Regions from separate parts of the Homo sapiens genome. Here region 2 is linked to region 1. The links are chromatin contacts, found by Hi-C in ENCODE. All regions are on one chromosome and are shown on one strand. The core of a region is the stretch at or near the end of the contact, and the rest is flanking DNA. Distances in the headings are between cores, read along the strand shown. Region 1 holds the start of SP5 (Sp5 transcription factor). Region 2 holds the start of HOXD10 (homeobox D10).

Evidence for each region. A loop is a pair of places that touch in the nucleus more often than their neighbours do. Pooled maps may share reads with other maps.
Region 2: a loop to region 1 is called in a pooled map, with 10 times the contacts of the local background. The contact joins the promoter of HOXD10 here to the promoter of SP5 in region 1. A Hi-C loop is called at or near these places in 3 of 50 pooled maps.

Annotation. Positions count from the first base shown.
Region 1 is chr2:170,713,809-170,717,118 of GRCh38, forward strand. SP5 (Sp5 transcription factor) reads left to right here and starts at 1,529. Exons shown (of 2, transcript NM_001003845.3): 1 at 1,529-1,755; 2 at 2,451-3,310. The coding sequence starts at 1,705. The region is part of intron 5 of ERICH2-DT (ERICH2 divergent transcript); the gene reads right to left. It overlaps LINC01124 (long intergenic non-protein coding RNA 1124), which reads right to left and starts at 759. Exons shown (of 1, transcript NR_027433.1): 1 at 1-759. RefSeq lists a silencer at 846-895 and enhancers at 1,113-1,902, 1,903-2,690, 2,691-3,310.
Region 2 is chr2:176,115,187-176,118,496 of GRCh38, forward strand. HOXD10 (homeobox D10) reads left to right here and starts at 1,592. Exons shown (of 2, transcript NM_002148.4): 1 at 1,592-2,392. The coding sequence starts at 1,648. It also overlaps a transcript of HOXD11 not described here. RefSeq lists an enhancer at 486-1,158.

The sequences.
Region 1 (3,310 bases), core at 279-2,778:
AGTAGGCCGAGCTCCGGCGGCCACTCCGCAGTGCGCTCTCGCGAGCCGGGGCCGCGAGGCCTCCAACGCGGTTCCGCACCCCTAATGCCCCAGGGCGGTGAGCACCCCGCGGTTCCCCGCCCGCCTCTTCCTCCTTCCCCGCCCGCGCGCCCGGGAGAGGCGATCCCCGCGTCCGCAGTGCCGGGGCAGGACGCGCCCTGCGCCCTGGGCCAGGAGGAGGCAGGTGGCCCTCCTCGGCAGGAGGTGAGCCGCCAGGGAGGGATGGGGGTCACCCAAGCCCCTGCAAGCGCGACCCTGCCCAGAGCAAAGCACGCCCCGCGCCTGGTGAGGAACTTTTTCTTTCCAAAGGTGGCAGGAACAAGTCTGTACTGACTTTTCTCCCGCCTTCGGGATCCTCTCTCGTATGATTTGTGGTTTGTGGGACCACAACAACCAGGCTTCCTCGACCGCGCCTTTTTTCCAGTAGCTCCTGGTCTGCCAGGCTTGCGAGAGGGCGCGCTGGCTTGGCGGGGCTCCGGGCGAGAAATCACCAGCAGCGCTGGGGCTTTCGGCCCCCCACAGCCCAGCCCGGGCCTCCTGGGTGGCCTGGGGAGAAGGGGGCGGGACAGCACAGCTTCTTCCCCTCGGGTGGGCATGACGGGTCGCCTTGGGTGTCCTGCCGAGCTCAGCTTTGAGGGTATGCGCGGCGCGGGTGTTTTTCCCAGGTCCACTCTGCAAAAGTTGTGGCCTGAGGAAAACTTCCAGGTCGCCAGCAGGAACGTCACAGGAGAGCCCCGGTCGCTCGTCAGGCGGGCGGCCCTGGAGCGTGCGCGCCACCCAACGCCGCGCTGGGCGGCCGCCCGGCCCCGCCCCAGGTCACAGCCCTGCCCTCGGCCCCACCGCGGCGGGCGGGGGACACGCGGCGGGCCGGGCGCTGTCGGTCCCACGCCCCACCGGGGATCTCGCTTGGGTCCGCTGTGTGCGCGGGCGGGTGCGTGTGCGGCGAGGGTGCAGGGTGTGCAAGTAAATACAGGGGAGAGTTACACTCTTTGCCGTCTCAAAGTCCGGCGCCTGGAAGCCGAAGGCAGATTTTTCCAGAGATAACAAAGACACTTTGTCACTTTGGGCGCTGCGTCGGTGCAAATCTTTAATTGCAAGTGTGTGTGTGTGTGTGTGTGTGTATGTTGGGGGGGGCGGGAAGAGTGTCTCGAGCAACCCAAGCGCGGGTCTCCAGGCGGCAAGGCCCCCTTTGATCAGGAAAATCCAATTATTTGTGTATATACATTTCCCACATAGTGATTACTTCATTAATTGTCCCGCCTTTATCTCCTCCCTTCCCATCCCCCCTAATAATCAGTTCTTTTATCCAGACCAACAAACACACCATAGGAGCTTTGTGGATTCAAAGGATTTGCTTTCGCTTCTGAAAGAGCCGCTATTCTTTGATGATTGGGTAGCGGCAAACTTCAAAGCCATAAATCTTCCCTCTGACTGGCTGGCGGCCCAGCAAAGTCCTTATCAAATTCTTGGAGGTGATCCTGAAGCGCTCAGACCGCGCGCGGGGCGAGCGAGCGGGGCGCGGCGAGGGGCAAGGGCGGGGAGGGCCCCGGCGCTCAGAGCAGGCGCCAGGGAGGCAGGCTGGGCGGCCCTTCGTCCTCGCCTTCGGGTGTCCATGCCTCGGCGGCGGCGTCCCGCTCCGCAGCCAGGGGCCTGCAAGCCGTAGCCATGGCCGCGGTGGCCGTCCTCCGGAACGACTCGCTGCAGGCCTTTCTCCAGGTCAGGGCCGAGCCCGGAGGGGGCGGGAGAAAGGTGGAAAGGGCCGTGTCCGGATCTCTCCTGGTACTCCGTGCACCTTGAACCTCAAAGGGAACCCCGCCGATGGGTGCAGCTGGAGCCAGGCCTAGGGGTGCCCACGCCAACTTCACACCTAATCCGGTGTGGCCTTTGCTGGAGGGACGCGTGGATCCGGGATTGTTCGGAGGTGCCCGGCTGGCCGAGAACAGGACCGGAGCTCACCCTGCTGGGCCCTCCTGCTGATTTCAGCCTGGGGCGGGCCAGGGAGGAGCGCGAAGGCAGTGAGGACAAGAGAGCTTAAAAGATGGGAGGGAGAGCGGCCGGCCGGCGGGGTTGTGGGTGTTTCCCGACTCTTACTGACCACGGAGCCGGGAGGGGCCCGTCGGATGCCTCCCCCTCCCACTTCGCGCCTGCTTCCTCTAAGGCTGGATGGCGTCTCAGTGCACCAAGTAGTTTAGCAAGAAGCGCTCGCGGGCCCCACGTTCAGGTAGCGCAGGCACCAAAAGTTTCCCTCGGCCGGTGGGTGCGTGCGTGGGGTGCGGTGGCGGGGGAGGGACGGCCGGGACGGAGGAGGGGCGGCGGTATAATAGCGGGCGTGGGGGCGGCGGGCTGGCCCGGAGTCCGCGCTTGGAGCTAACCTTTTGTCTCTTCTCCGCCCTCCCTCGCCGCCTATGCAGGACCGCACCCCCAGCGCCTCCCCGGACCTGGGCAAGCACTCGCCCCTGGCATTGCTGGCCGCCACCTGTAGCCGCATCGGCCAGCCGGGCGCGGCGGCGCCCCCGGACTTCCTGCAGGTGCCCTACGACCCCGCGCTGGGCTCACCCTCCAGGCTCTTCCACCCGTGGACCGCCGACATGCCGGCGCACTCGCCAGGCGCACTGCCGCCCCCGCATCCCAGCTTGGGGCTGACGCCGCAGAAGACGCACCTGCAGCCGTCCTTCGGGGCTGCGCACGAGCTTCCCCTTACACCCCCCGCCGACCCCTCGTACCCCTACGAGTTCTCGCCGGTCAAGATGCTGCCCTCGAGCATGGCGGCTCTGCCCGCCAGCTGCGCGCCCGCCTACGTGCCCTACGCGGCGCAGGCCGCGCTGCCGCCAGGCTACTCCAACCTGCTGCCTCCGCCGCCGCCACCGCCCCCGCCGCCCACCTGCCGCCAGTTGTCACCCAACCCGGCCCCCGACGACCTCCCGTGGTGGAGCATCCCGCAGGCGGGCGCCGGGCCGGGGGCCTCCGGGGTTCCGGGAAGCGGCCTCTCCGGCGCCTGTGCCGGGGCCCCCCACGCGCCCCGCTTCCCCGCCTCTGCGGCCGCTGCTGCTGCGGCCGCCGCCGCCCTACAAAGAGGCCTGGTGTTGGGCCCGTCGGACTTTGCGCAGTACCAGAGCCAGATCGCCGCGCTGCTGCAGACCAAGGCCCCCCTGGCGGCCACGGCCAGGAGGTGCCGCCGCTGCCGCTGTCCCAACTGCCAGGCGGCGGGCGGCGCCCCCGAGGCGGAGCCGGGGAAGAAGAAGCAGCACGTGTGCCACGTGCCGGGCTGCGG
Region 2 (3,310 bases), core at 342-2,841, 5.4 Mb after region 1:
CGGACCACAACCCCAGACCATATCCTCTTCATAGAAGTTTCCCTCACCAAAGGAAACAGAGAACTAAGATTCCCACCTCCTTCCCCTCCCTTACCCAAGCAAAGCCTTGTCAAATAATTTCAGAAATTGTCCAAAACTGTAAAACTCAACTTCTGACAAAAGTATAGCTTTTAATATTTGACAATTTGTATTAAAACAAAAATGACCTTCTTGGTTAGCAGCGAAGGGAAAAAAATCAATAGTATAATTTTCAATAATTCATAAAGCGAACGCCATTATGGTAAATTTAACTATTAATCTTATCCTTTACAAAGTCTCGATTGATTTGTTAATAAAGTATCTTCCCGTGTGTGGCAACAGCGGGCATAACTCTTTAAAAACCTTCAGAAGCAAGAAAATTACCAAGTAGCCCAAGAATGTAGATGAGAATTTTATTGATCGCCCTGATTCTTCTTAATATGTATTAATAAATTCCACAACCTTTTGTACCTTGCACTTGTCAGAAACCAGTGCTTTTACAAAATCCATAAAAGGAAAACATTTTTCTTTGCAGAAGAACCAAAATGACACCTTTGCATTTCTCTCTGTCCTTCTTGGCCCAGTCAGTTTTCTAAAACTTCTGGATTCTGAGGGTCAGAGTTTCCCCTTTTCTTAAATTATTTTTTCCTTTCTTCCTTCCTGTTTGCCCTCCATTATCAGGGTGTGGGGAGAGAAACCTCTGTTTAGTTCTCCTACAGGGAGCCCGAGGGACGCTTTCGCGGATAGTGAACTGCTGGCAAAGAATTGTCTCTGGGCTGAAAGCTCCCAGAGGTCCGGCCCCGCAGAGGTCAGGGTGTGGTTCCTCTGAGAGCCGAAGCCTCGTGTAGCCCTCCGGGGCGCATAGGAACCCGGAGCCAGGCAGGAGGACCGAGCGGGAGGACAACGCAGGGACCAACCCATCCATGGGGATCCGGGCCCGGCCAGCTGCTTGGCCTCCCGGCCCTCGCGGCCCTTTTTGCCTCCGCCCTCCTAGAGACACCTTGGCCGCTTCTTAGCCCCAAGGGATCTTTCCTTTGGACCCCTGGGGTGGGATGTCTCAGGGCCCGCGGAATCCGACTCACCTTCCCGCTGGGCTGCCCGGGACTAAATTAACCAGCCTGCGCCCCCACCCGCTTGTCCTGGACCCGGCCCTCTTAAGCGCGTTCTGCCTGGTTGTGTGTGGGGGGAATGCTTCTGTGCGCTGGCGCCAGGGCACTCTGGCTTCCCTCCCCGTCCGTGCGTGTCCACTTGGAGGCCCCTAGAGCTGAGACTTTCCTTCCGCCGGTTGGGCCCAGGGGCCGAAGCGGGGGACGCGAGTGGGGCGGGCTGGCCGAGCGAGCCCTGGAGAGGCGGACAGGAGGGCGGCGGAGAGCGCTGGGCCGGTTGTCTCCAGCGCGCACTATCGCGGGCGCGTAGTAGATGTCGCTGTTGTCCGTGCTTACCCGGCCGGCCGGCCAGGCTCTGGAGCACGTGACCCGAGAGGAGGCTGCGGCTCAAGGCCATTTTCAAATCTCATTGGCTTGGTTGTCATGTGGTCGGCAGAGGCATCCACAATTACACGGGGAATGTTTTCCTAGAGATGTCAGCCTACAAAGGACACAATCTCTCTTCTTCAAATTCTTCCCCAAAATGTCCTTTCCCAACAGCTCTCCTGCTGCTAATACTTTTTTAGTAGATTCCTTGATCAGTGCCTGCAGGAGTGACAGTTTTTATTCCAGCAGCGCCAGCATGTACATGCCACCACCTAGCGCAGACATGGGGACCTATGGAATGCAAACCTGTGGACTGCTCCCGTCTCTGGCCAAAAGAGAAGTGAACCACCAAAATATGGGTATGAATGTGCATCCTTATATACCTCAAGTAGACAGTTGGACAGATCCGAACAGATCTTGTCGAATAGAGCAACCTGTTACACAGCAAGTCCCCACTTGCTCCTTCACCACCAACATTAAGGAAGAATCCAATTGCTGCATGTATTCTGATAAGCGCAACAAACTCATTTCGGCCGAGGTCCCTTCGTACCAGAGGCTGGTCCCTGAGTCTTGTCCCGTTGAGAACCCTGAGGTTCCCGTCCCTGGATATTTTAGACTGAGTCAGACCTACGCCACCGGGAAAACCCAAGAGTACAATAATAGCCCCGAAGGCAGCTCCACTGTCATGCTCCAGCTCAACCCTCGTGGCGCGGCCAAGCCGCAGCTCTCCGCTGCCCAGCTGCAGATGGAAAAGAAGATGAACGAGCCCGTGAGCGGCCAGGAGCCCACCAAAGTCTCCCAGGTGGAGAGCCCCGAGGCCAAAGGCGGCCTTCCCGAAGAGAGGAGCTGCCTGGCTGAGGTCTCCGTGTCCAGTCCCGAAGTGCAGGAGAAGGAAAGCAAAGGTCGGTATGAGCAGAGTTGCCACCCCAGCGGGGCGCGCAGCCCGGGAACCCGGCAGAGAGGGAGTGCCGGGGTGCCCAGCGCCGAGCCGGAGCCCGACTTGGCAGGTGCTGCTCCGCCTGGTTTTAGAGGGGTGATCTCAGCCCTGAGATAGTCCCCGCTTCTCCCCTGCTGCCCTGGCCCTCTCCGCCAGTCCTGGCCCCACGCTGATGGCGCCCGGGCAGAGGAAAAGCTTGCCGGTTTTATTTTTCCTGAGCTAGACCTGAACACAACAAAAGAGCGCAAAGGAGACCTGCGGCTCATAAACACGACCACAGAGCCTCTTTTCTCCTGCTCAGATTTGCAGTTCCAGTTTTGCCTTGAGCCCAATGATCATGTTAAGGTGATCCAGGGCACCGTGTTCGTGTTCAAGTGTATGCACCCCGCATCCTGCGAGCTTGGGGGTGGTGAGGGGAAAGAGATGGCTGGGCTGGTTGGTGCTTGAGTTGGGAAACAGGGCTTACTGCCTTTGCTGGGCTAGGTAACCTTGGCTTTGTTTAGGAAAAGTGCTGCAGTCTTTGCAATCCGTCGGCAAAGAGGGCAAAGGCGGAGGGGGAGAGTGGAACCCGCATTGCCCTCCCTGCAAGGCCAGCCTTAGGGCTGGGCTAAGGCAAAGAGCCAGGGATCTGGCTTTTTGAGAAGGAACCCTCCTCCTCTCCCCCAGTGCTTAGAGGTGGGCCACAGTAGGGGGCTCCCTTTCTGGGGGAATGCTTTAGTGTGGGGGCAAGAAGACATGAAAATTAAGGAAATTCTGGGGAATGCAACAATACCCAGGCAAGGTGGGGGAAGGTGTCTCGCTTCCCCATTTATCTTTTGAAAGAGAATGGGCACCTATAAACCTGACTGTCAGGATTCCTGACTGCCTAGGAGAGGTGGGGAAG